Regions from separate parts of the Homo sapiens genome. Here region 2 is linked to region 1. A link is an interaction called in ENCODE POLR2A ChIA-PET data of the cell type or tissue named here. Cell type or tissue: OCI-LY7. All regions are shown on one strand. Each heading gives the region's core, and the rest is flanking DNA. Links, peaks and the distances in the headings are about the cores only. Region 1 overlaps LOC102724072 (a long non-coding RNA gene). Region 2 overlaps EML6 (EMAP like 6).

Region 1 (5,383 bases), core at 281-5,280:
TATGTATTTTTAGTAGAGACAGGGTTTCACTGTGTTAGCCAGGATGGTCTCCATCTCCTGACCTCGTGATCTGCCCGCTTTGGCCTCCCAAAGTGCTGGGATTACAGGCGTGAGCCACCGCGCCCGGCCACAATACTGTTCTATTTTCCAATCTGTTCTGCTGGCATTTGCATCACAATATAGTGTTCATTTTGGCCTAAGAGAGGTTATGAATGAACAAATCTATGTTATTTGTATTTTTCATTTGGGTTCCACTAACTATAGACTTAGGGCAAAAATGAACCCATGATTATCCTAACTATTCTACCTCTCAGTCTTAATTCAGTTGGTAAAAGAGGGAGCCTGAACTTTGCTCACAGCTTTGAGTGATTAAAATTAAATTTCAGTAGCAGCAGAAGCAAACTACCTTATTACAAAAACTTTCCTAGGAAAAATACCTAACAGTCAATCCTATCTTATATCTGAAGAGATCACCATTCAGTATCTCCAAAACTATGAAATAACACTACTAACTAGTGATTTTACATGTTTAGCAAGCATCTGGAGTTATATGTAAGCCTTTACCGAGATCCCAGCTATCTAAATAAAAATGGATGTTAAGCATCACTCTCATCCTTGCAACGAAGTCATTTTATGGTGTCATAAAACCACCAACAGCATTTCTGACTATTCCAATAATCATCCCAAGCACCTCAAAATTCTTAAAATACTGAAATTGAAAAGGAAACTCTACCCAACTTATCAAATGCAATAACAAATGTGCACAAAAATGTCATTTAGTAGGCAGAATTTGCAGCCAAAGAATATTATTTTCATACGGTGTTTAAGATTTGCAGAGTTCCTTTTTAGTGACAAAGGTCCTATTTGGTTCAGCCATGCCACATGTGTAAGTTTAACATTTCATGAGGATTTTCAGAGGAAGAGTGTGAAGGTATTCTTTTTGGCCAGACTGTCTTTTATAGTGATATGATAGCAACATTGGATTATATATTAAACCACCAGCTAATTAGAAGTTAGGTACACAGCCTAAGAAACCTAAGAAAGCATGTCCTATATATATTTTTTGGTTCTCAACATCCCAACATCTTTATCTCAGGTTATAAAAGAACTAGAATAGAAATTGGGAGATTTTTACATTAGACATAAAATTGGAGTTGAGTGCAATGTGTGCCCTATAGACCCAGCTACTAGAAAGACTGAGGTGGGAGTTATCACTCGAGGCCACGAGTTAGTTCAAGTCCAACCTGGACAATCTAGTGAGACCTCATCTCTGGAAAAAAAAAAAAAAAAAGGAAATCAAGTTTTTTTCATTTTGATACCAAAAAAAAAAAAAAAACCGAAAAGAAAAAACCCAAATGAATACGAACACACAAAGACAAAACAAAAAATACCACTTTTCTGAGACGTGGAAGTTTAGATAGCTTCCGTGCAGCCCTCAGGAAGTAAGATTCAACAGCCTTTCTGAATTTTAGCATTATGTATCTGTGAAGAGTGGCAACAGACACAGGTGATCAGGAAATACACCTTTCGCTTCTCTAGTATGGCCTCTTTAGGCCTTTCCAAACTGATAGCCCCTCTCAGCACGATTTCCGCTCAATGTGACATGCAAAGGACTTAGGAGGAGTGGGAGAGGAAGTTTAGTTTTGGAAACATGAGATGCTACATCTACCTCTCGGTTGATTTATGAAGCACAATAGCATATTAAAAGTACCTGAAGGCCTAACTTGGTTATCTTAGCATTTCCCAAGCTGAGTTGACCACAAAACCCCATCCCCCGCTAGGCTGGGCACGAGTATTCCATGGGCTACTTTGGGAAAACACTGTCTGTGCAAGAGCGCAGGCTTTTGATCAGACAGGGTACTCAACGCTTTCTTCACCACTTAAGAGCTTTGAGGCTTTGGACAAGTTACTTACTTCCTCTGAACCCTAGTTCTCTCATCTGAATTCTGTGGGAAATAACATCTATCACACATGATCTTTTGAAAACATAGTATGTACTTAAAAAATGTTTATCCCCTTCTTTCTTTTTACAACTCATGGTAGGAGAAACCTTTTTGTGTCTCCACATGAATTCCAAGATCCTCTCAAATATGATCATTTTCTTTCTCCAGTCTCATCTCCCGGTAACATGGAGAAGTGTTAATAGTATTTTAGATTCAGACTTCCTAAAATGTAACCTTACTAGCTGTGTGCCTTATGACCTAAGAAAATTCCTACCCTCTCTGTGCCTCAGAGTCCCCACCTGTAAAGTGGAGGATAATAATGGTACCTACATCGTGGGGTTGTGAAGATTAAAGAGTAACATTGAAGAAGCACTCAGAGTAACACTTGGCATTAGGTAAGTGATCAATAATCTCAGTGAAGTTACTAGTATTCTTATCTTCCAATCACATATTATGTACCAATCATACTCGACTCCTTGCTTCCCAAAGATGCCTGATGTTTTCGCATGTCCACGTCTTTGCTCTTGCTGGTCTCTTCATTTGGAATAACCTTCTTCCACGTTTTCTACTTGGTGAAATCCTATCCACCCTCCAAGGCCCATCTTGAATGCTACCTTCTCTATGCAGCCTTTCCAGATTTCCTCTAACCAAGTGTCTTCCTCCTTAAAAGAATCCCCTCTAGGCCTTGTGGCTCTCTCTTGACTCTTACCATGTTCTACTTTGTATCTAATGAGTTCTATGCTCCTGGAGGAGCCAGTGGTATTTATATACCCTCCCCACACCCTAGCACCCAGCAGTGTGATCCAGCAGGAACAATGTCAGCCTGGGAATCAGGAAGCCTGGGCTCTGGACCCAGGCCAACCACTCTGCAACTTGGGGAAGTCACTTCACAGGAACTTTGGTTTCTTCTTATTTAAACCAGTGAGTTGGAATAGACCAGCTCTAAAGCCACTTCCATCTCTACCCTGTGAAAGTTTAATATATACTCCGTGGGCAGCCACATACATGCCTATGGAATTTTGAGTGACTAGAAGGAACAAGGTTTGAGCCCAGAAATAACTGTTCAGAAACCCTTGATTGCTCTGTTTGTGAAAGCAGAAAACTGAAACAACCCAAATAAAGTATGTCATATGATGGAATACTATGCAGCTGTAATTTAAAAAAGGAAGCATATCATGTGCCGATAAGGAAAGATCCCAAGGGTGATTAAGTAAAAAGAACAAGGAGCAGATTAATATTTGTAGTATGCTGTCTGTTGTGTTAAAAAAAAAAAAAAAAAAAAAAAAAGGAGAGAAATGGCCAGGTGCGGTGGCTCAACGCCTGTAATCCCAGCACTTTGGGAGGCGGAGGCAGGCAGTTCACTTGAGATCAGGAGTTTGAGACCAGCCTGGCCAACAAGGTGAAACCCCGTCTCTACTAAAAATACAAACATTAGGCTGGGCACGGTGGCTTACACCTGTAATGCCAGCACTTTGGGAGGCCCAGGCGGGCAGATCATGAGGTTAGGAGTTCAAGACCAGCCTGGCCAACACGGCGACACCCTGTCTCTACTAAAAATACAAAATTAGCCAGGCATGGTGGCGCGTGCCTGTAGTCCCAGCTACTTGGGAGGCTGAGGCAGGAGAATCGCTTGAACCCAGGAGTCAGAGGTTGCAGTGAGCTGATATTGTGCCATTGCACTCCTGTCACTCTGGCGACAAGAGCAAGATTCCATCTCAAAAGAAAACAAAACAAAACAAAAAAAACATTAGCTGGGCATGGTGGCATGTGCCTGTAGTCCCAGCTACTCTGGGACCGAGTAGCTGGGGCTGAGGCAGGAGAATTGCTTGAGCCTGGGAGGCGGAGGTTGCAGTGAGCCGAGATTACTCCAGCTTGGGTGACAGAGTGAGACTCCGTCTCAAAAAAAAAAAAAAAAAAAGAAAGAAATAACAGGAATTATATATATTTGATTTTCTTTATATATATACCTAAAGAAACACTGGGCAGGCACCCTGGAAGAGAAGTACACAAGAATATTTAAAACACACTTACTTATGGGGAATGGGGGTGGGTTGTGAGATGGATGGGGACAGGGCGAGAGTGAGACTTTCAATTCATTCCTTTTAATATCATTTACATTTTAAAATAATAAGTACTGCCTATTTAAAGAAAAAAAGCTAAAATCAAAAGAGAAACCTCTGACTGCAACAATGAGTATTTTTAACAAAACAGATGTTTATCTTACTTGTTCCTTTTCTCCTTCCAGTGGGGCTAGGGAAGAACTAAGGAATGATTTACTAATTTTTTGATGTAATTTTGTACTGGCTATGAATTCCTGTAACAAACTTGTCATTGGAAAAGTGAGACTTGGACACTTCAGGTATCTCTGGAGTTTTCATCTAAAGCCAGCTACATTGATCTCCAGTTCATGCTACTTGATTCAGATGGCTCAGAAACTGCAGGCTTCCATCTATGTGGGATGTAGCTGGTGACCATGTGAGAGGCCAGGGGTGGCAGTAGCAGCACCTCTATCCTCTCTGGAGGAGCTGGGAGAATTCAGTTGGCAAGGAGGCAAGTGGAACCCAGTAAATTCTCAAATTAACAGAGGAACAACTGGAGAAGGCTCTGATTCCTCTCTTAAGTATGGCTAAAGATAGTAGGGCCTGCACTCCAATAGCTAAGAGATAATTCATAGAATGCTTCCAGATAACTTTCCTAGCCTTCCCATAGAATCTGCCACTCAGAAAACATACGTCTGCCCACCAAATTAGTAAAATTCCAAGTTCTTCTCAAATTCAGTTAACCTGCACCATAGGTAACTTAGGACCTATAAATATTTTTATTCCTTCTGTAGTGTCCCATCACAATTTGAAATCCAGTGTATGATTTGCTCAGCCTGCTTTGGTCCAAGGTCCTCTTTGGAGAGAATCCTGAAAGTGTAAATGACTTGCAGCTGAACCAGGCCCCTACTTCCCGGGTATGTACTGCATTAAACCCCACACCCCTGCTTGGCCTCGCCTGGGAAGGCTTCAGAAGAGCTCTTCAAAGCAGACCTCATCAAAACAAACACCCCTACCTCTACCCCCATCTCCTGTGCCCTTCAGAAAACAAACAACAATACTTCTCTGTTCACCAAAAACAAGGAGAATTTTCTGTTCAAAGTATTTTTTTCTTATTCCCTATTGGCAGCACTTATTAAGGAACGGATGACTTTCAAGTTGAGTGAACTCTGTTTGAAACATAAGCACATAAGAATCCAGGTGCTTAAAACTTTTTCAAACTTAGGTACACATCCTTACAGCCTTCATATAAAAAAAAATCCTTTTAATGTTTTATTAAAACCTCTGTCAGTTTAAAAGAAAGGATATCTTTGACCACAGATTTTGAGTAATTACGTTTACATTGAAAGCTAGTAAGCAAAATGTCTAAGATGTTACTTCCCTTTCAAACTTTTGGAAACA
Region 2 (5,383 bases), core at 166-5,165, 330 kb after region 1:
CATTTCTGTCTCTCTTCTTTCATCTACTGTATTTACAACTGGGAACTTCTTTCTTGCAGCTAACTTTAAGTTTGCACACTTTATTTGAACATCCATATCTGTTTCTTCTGTGCTCAGGAATTATGAAATTAGCGCTTCTCCTAAGGAAAAGTATCACAGAATTTTCTCCCAGAGGCATCTTAGTGTGGCATGAGAGCATAAGCTTTGGAGTCAGATCTAGATTCAAATCTGTTTCTGCTACATACCATCAATTCGATTTGATGACTGGCACAGGGCCTCCTTTTTTCTTGTTCCTTTGCTGTCCTCAAGAAGTGGCTGCTCCCACTCCAGCCTTCATGTCTGCATTCCAGCCAGCAGGAGGAGAAAGAGGGGCACTGCTAAGAACACTTCCTGGAAGTTGCACACATGACTTCCATTTTCATCCCAGGGGCCAGAGCATGGTTGAATGGCCACACCCAGCAGACTCCAAGGGAAGCTAGGAAATGTCTTTATTCTTGGCATTTATTTCTGTAAAAGAAGAGGAGTGATTATCATAGGTTGAGTTTCCTAGGAAGCAGCTCTGAGACGAAGTTCAGCTTGCAAAATGTTTATTGGATCAGTAGTGATGGAAGGGAGGGCAGAGAGAGAAGTCAGGATACTATGCAGGCTCCACAGGATGGTCAGGCCTTTATGTTCCTACATTGATCAGTCATTAGGTACAGGCCATTATGGGAAGAAGGGTGACTGTGGGTGAGGGAGCCGTTGGAAGTTGAGGTGATCCCTGAAGAGCCTGACAGACAGAGGCCTTCTGGCCAACAGCACTACCAGCAACATATCCTTCATGGAAGGGGGTTCTGGATGGTTTTTAGCCTACATCACGGGGAGAATGGAAGAGCTAGCATCTCTGCTACACTACATCATAGGGTGGTTGTAAGGATCAAATAAAATAAAACATAGAGGTCCTTTTGCAAGAGGACCTGGCTTATGGTAAGCATCCAATCTATCTTAGATGTGGTATTAGCATTTCCCAAAGTTATTTTTACAAGATGTTTTTCTCCCCGAGGATCTTGTGGGACTAAAAGAGTTGGCATCCCTAGTCTAATGATCAAATTTAGAAAATAGTGTATTGCAAAATCTTTATCTTCTACTCTGTGTGGATTGGTCTTTAGTCAATGCTTCTCCTAATGACTTGCATTAGAAAAGATAGTGTTGACATTGCTTTTGCCTTTGTTTTTCACCCAAGTGGAAATACAGAAAGTGCTTACAACATGTAAAATTCTGTATTGTTGACATTCATTACTTTTGTTAACAAATGTGTCACATAGAAATTTCCTGAAAATATGATCAAAAAATGAAAAAGCAAATACTTAGTGAGCAGACATGCAGTGGGGGGACCTTCCTACCCAGTGTGAGCCAGCATTTCTCACCTGTGCCTCTATAGTAGTCTAACTGGTGTGCCAGTTCCCACTTTTTGCTCCAGGTATAGTCTATTCATTATGGTAGCCAAAATAAGCCTTTAAAATTTTTAAATCAATCTTACCAATTCCTTTTACTCTCAACCCTTGCTGCCCAGTGTATTGACAGTGAAATGCGGAGTCCTTGCCATTCCTCGCTAGGCCCTGCAGGCACTGGCCCCTAGCCACTTCTCTGACCCCATTTCTGTCCCAGCCATTTTGCTCTAGCCACACTGGCTTCTTTGCTATTTCTCAGATAAACCAAGCAAGTGTCTGACTCAGGACTTTTGGACTTGTTCTTTCCCGTGCCTGAAACGCTCCTCCCCTCGATTTGGCCTTGGCTTACTCCCTCATTTTGTGCAGATTTCTGTGCTCCTCCTAACCTCATTGGAGGCCTTTCCTGACCTCTTTATATAAAATTGCACCTCTTGTCACCCTTTATCTCTCTCACCCTATTTTATTTTATTCATAGCACTTATTACAACCTAAAACTGTGTATTTAATGTTTATTGTTCATTGTATGACCAGACTACAGGATCTAAGAGAGCAGGGCCTTTGTTTTTGCTTATTGCTATATCCCCAGGAGAGTGCCTGGCTTCAAGCATGCACTCCACAAATTTTTGCAAGTGGAGGAGTGAGTGTGCTGGATTCTGGAAGTACAGTAGTACCCTGCCCTTGTGGAATGGGAATATATAGTCTACAACTAAAACCCATTCTAACAGAAGATGCAATAAAAATTATAGAATTTTCTCTTTAAATATATTATTGTTGTAAATACCCATAGGGTTTCTAATATTGAGCCATCCTTGCATTCCTGTGACAACCTTACTTGGTCATGATACACAATTATTTTATAATAATATACTATTCTTAAGATTTGGTTTGCCATTATGTATTCTATTTAATATTGGCAAGTAAGAATGGTTTTCTGTAGCTTTATGATGTCTTTATCTAGTTTTGATAACCATAAGCCTTATCCTGGTTATACCAGCCTCACAGGGGTTCAACCTGCCTTATTTTGTTGTTGTTGTTGTTGTGTTTTGTTTTGCCTTAGGCTTTTAGCAGCCCAAAGCCATGTTTTTTAGTTTCTGACTCTAGTGATAAGTGGAAAAGGAGGAGGAGAAAGGGGCTTTATTGGCCCAACCAGAAACAGAGACTAAGAACCCATGACTATATTCTCTCCCTTGTCAAGAACTCTGTTAATCTAGGTTTTACAGAACTTGCCTGTAAAACTGCCTGGGCTCGGTACCTTCGTGTTGGGTAGAAATTTGTCTTTATACATTTTGCGATTATTGCCCCATTTAATTAGTTCCCTTTTCTTGAGTCAGTTTTTATACTTTTATTTTCTGGGAAAGCTTTTATCTATATTTTTGAATATAGGTAGTAGGCTCATAAAATCTTACACGTATATTTTCTAATATTGCTTATTTGTGTTTTCTTTCACTGGTTTTAATCAAGCTTGGCAAATTTTTTTCTACTGTATTGTTGTTTCATTTATGATCCCTTTGATGAGGGGATCATTAGAAGCCCCAACTCCAGCATTATGCAATACATGCAGGAAATGAACATGCACATGTATTCCCTGAATCTACTAGAAAAAAGAATGTCTCCTCCCTCCCCTCCTGTGCCACCCCACCCCCACGTCCTGTTTCTAACTCAACCTTGGATATTTTACAACATATATTCAGTTTGAAAGCTAATACTGATACCTTGCTTTATATGAACATTTGTATACTGGGACCCTGGTGAGGGACTGACTTCATTGGGATAGTTTATGGCTTAATGCATCTATGTGACTTATGTCTTGTTTTCTCTAAGTATTTATCCTAATAAATTTAAGAGATTCTTTGGTTTAAAAAAAACACCTTTGATTTTGTTCATTGAGTCTACTTTGTTGTTATTTTATTCCGTTTCATTAGGGTCTCTTTTTATTCTACCACAATTGCCAGAGTAAGGACAGCTTTATTGCCAGCTGCAGCTTTGCTGTCCACATCGCCCTGTGAGGCCTGGAGTCCCCAAAGACTCTAACCTACTGATATTTGACCTCAATACTCACAGAAGGAAGTCTGCTAGCCCTGAAAATGAATACTTCCTTTGGTGCAAATCTTAAGGTTTTAGCATGGAGCCAAATGCCTTCTCACTGCCAGCAAATTATTTAGGGTGGGGGTGGAGGAGTTGTGATGGTGGAGTGATGGAGAGGAGCCTATAAGTAGTCCAGCTGCTCTGCAGGATATCATTTAGTTGAGCGTCCTGATGGCTTCTTGACTCTGAGCTTGGACTTTTATGCTCACTTTTTATTGCAGGCTTTTTGCTTTGGGTTCCATGTAAATCTGAGTCCTTCGCTTTCTGTCTTCCACATAGACCTCAAAACTTTTGGTCCACTATTAGCACCATTTCTCAGTACTTAATTTTTAACAAAACAAGACACTGGTATGATCTTGCTTTGGAAAGGGGAAATGTAATTACTATCTTGGTGTGTCCTTATGGTCCTCATTTAACTCCTGTATTTTGTCATTGGCCATGTGGGAGAGATGGGAGTCATGAGTTCTGTTGGGCACTGGAATCTTTTTCTCACCCCAGAGTGACCAATCTGCCCTCAGCTTAGTGATTTCAGGAGCAGGAGGAGCCCTTTCCATGGCTGGGTACATGGAGTGTTACATTAATGGGTGCTTGCTCGAAAGTACCCATGTTTTCTTTGGTAAAGAAACTATCTTAAAATCCAAGATGTGGGTTATTTGAGAATATGATTTATTTATAGCAAATTTCTTCTGACATCAAAATAGACTTCTGAATGAATTTAATAAAATTTTTGGGGAATATTTACATATGAAAAAATACCACTGGTTCTATTTTAAAATCTAAGCTTGTAGAGAAACAAAAGATAAAGAAAAAATGTTCAGCTCTATAAAAGATAATCTAGGCATTCATCACCTAAACTTTCAAAGAGTGGAAATAATGTCTTGACTTTCTGTTTTTTCTTCAACTGTTTGGGGTCATTTAGACATGTCAGGGTAAGAGTTTTTTTCCATTTATATGTATCTGTGAATCTCTAAATGTTTAGCTTATTTGGGATTATGTCAGAATGTGCAAATCCAGAATTAATTCTCAAAAGAAAGTGAGATAAAATCAGTTTAAGATGGCAAGTGAAGGATTTGTATAAGATTTCATTAAAGCTTATTAAATGTCGAAATTTATTCCTAAAGAAGGCTCTGAAGTTTGTGCTAAATATAGAAAGAGAAGGAGGAAGAGAGAAGGGGGAGAGGAGAGAGAAAAAAGAGTTTTCTGTCTGGGATGAGGAGAAAGTTGTACCCCCCTCCCAAACTGGGGCTGAACTATAATTCTGACCCTCAAAAGTCAGCTACGTTTCCAAATGAGGATTACCATCATGGCCATTTTATCACTCTGTGCGAGATGCTGACACCATGCACTAAGTTTTGGGTCCCATGTATTTCTTTTTATTGTGGAAGAGAAAAAACTAAAATATAATTAGAAGTGCATTGTTAGGCCGGGCGCAGTAGCTCACACCTGTAATCCCAGCACTTTGGGAGGCCGAGACGGGCAGGTCACAAGGTCAGGAGATCGAGACCATCCTGGCTATCACGGTGAAACCCCATCTCTACTAAAAAAATACAAAAAAAATTAGCTGCGTGTGGTGGCGGGTGCCTGTAATCCCAGCTACTCGGGAGGCTGAGGCAGGAGAATGGCATGAACCTGGGCGGTGGAGGTTGCAGTGAGCCGAGATTGTGCCACTGCATTCCAGCCTGGGTGACAGAGCAAGACTCCATCTCAAAAAAAAAAAAGAAAGAAAGAAAAGAAGTGAATTGTTAAATTAATAAATATATCAAATATATAAAATAACTTTCCTTACACTCTTTACAATTATGATAGTAAGAATGAACTAACACTTTACACTTTCACCTGAGAAATGACAGAGCTTCAGAATTTGATTT

Evidence for each region. ChIA-PET counts read pairs that join two places held together with the same protein. Peaks named below come from ENCODE experiments on the same cell type or tissue, not always from the same donor. Only the 100,000 strongest peaks of a DNase experiment are listed, where the experiment ranks them.
Region 2: POLR2A ChIA-PET joins it to region 1 with 6 read pairs; 2 of 35 experiments call an interaction of 5 or more read pairs at or near these places.

The regions. Positions count from the first base shown.
Region 1 is chr2:54,441,900-54,447,282 of GRCh38, forward strand. It overlaps LOC102724072 (a long non-coding RNA gene), which reads left to right. Exons shown (of 4, transcript XR_940094.3): 4 at 2,234-2,976. Among named protein-coding and RNA genes, the nearest start is that of SPTBN1, 12 kb to the right of the region's middle. In OCI-LY7, for the core only: no CTCF peak of the experiment used is centred there; no DNase peak of the experiment used is centred there.
Region 2 is chr2:54,773,671-54,779,053 of GRCh38, forward strand. The region is part of intron 2 of EML6 (EMAP like 6); the gene reads left to right. Among named protein-coding and RNA genes, the nearest start is that of EML6-AS1, 25 kb to the left of the region's middle. RefSeq lists a silencer at 4,938-5,085. In OCI-LY7, for the core only: a CTCF peak has its summit at 326; a DNase peak (open chromatin) is centred at 2,241.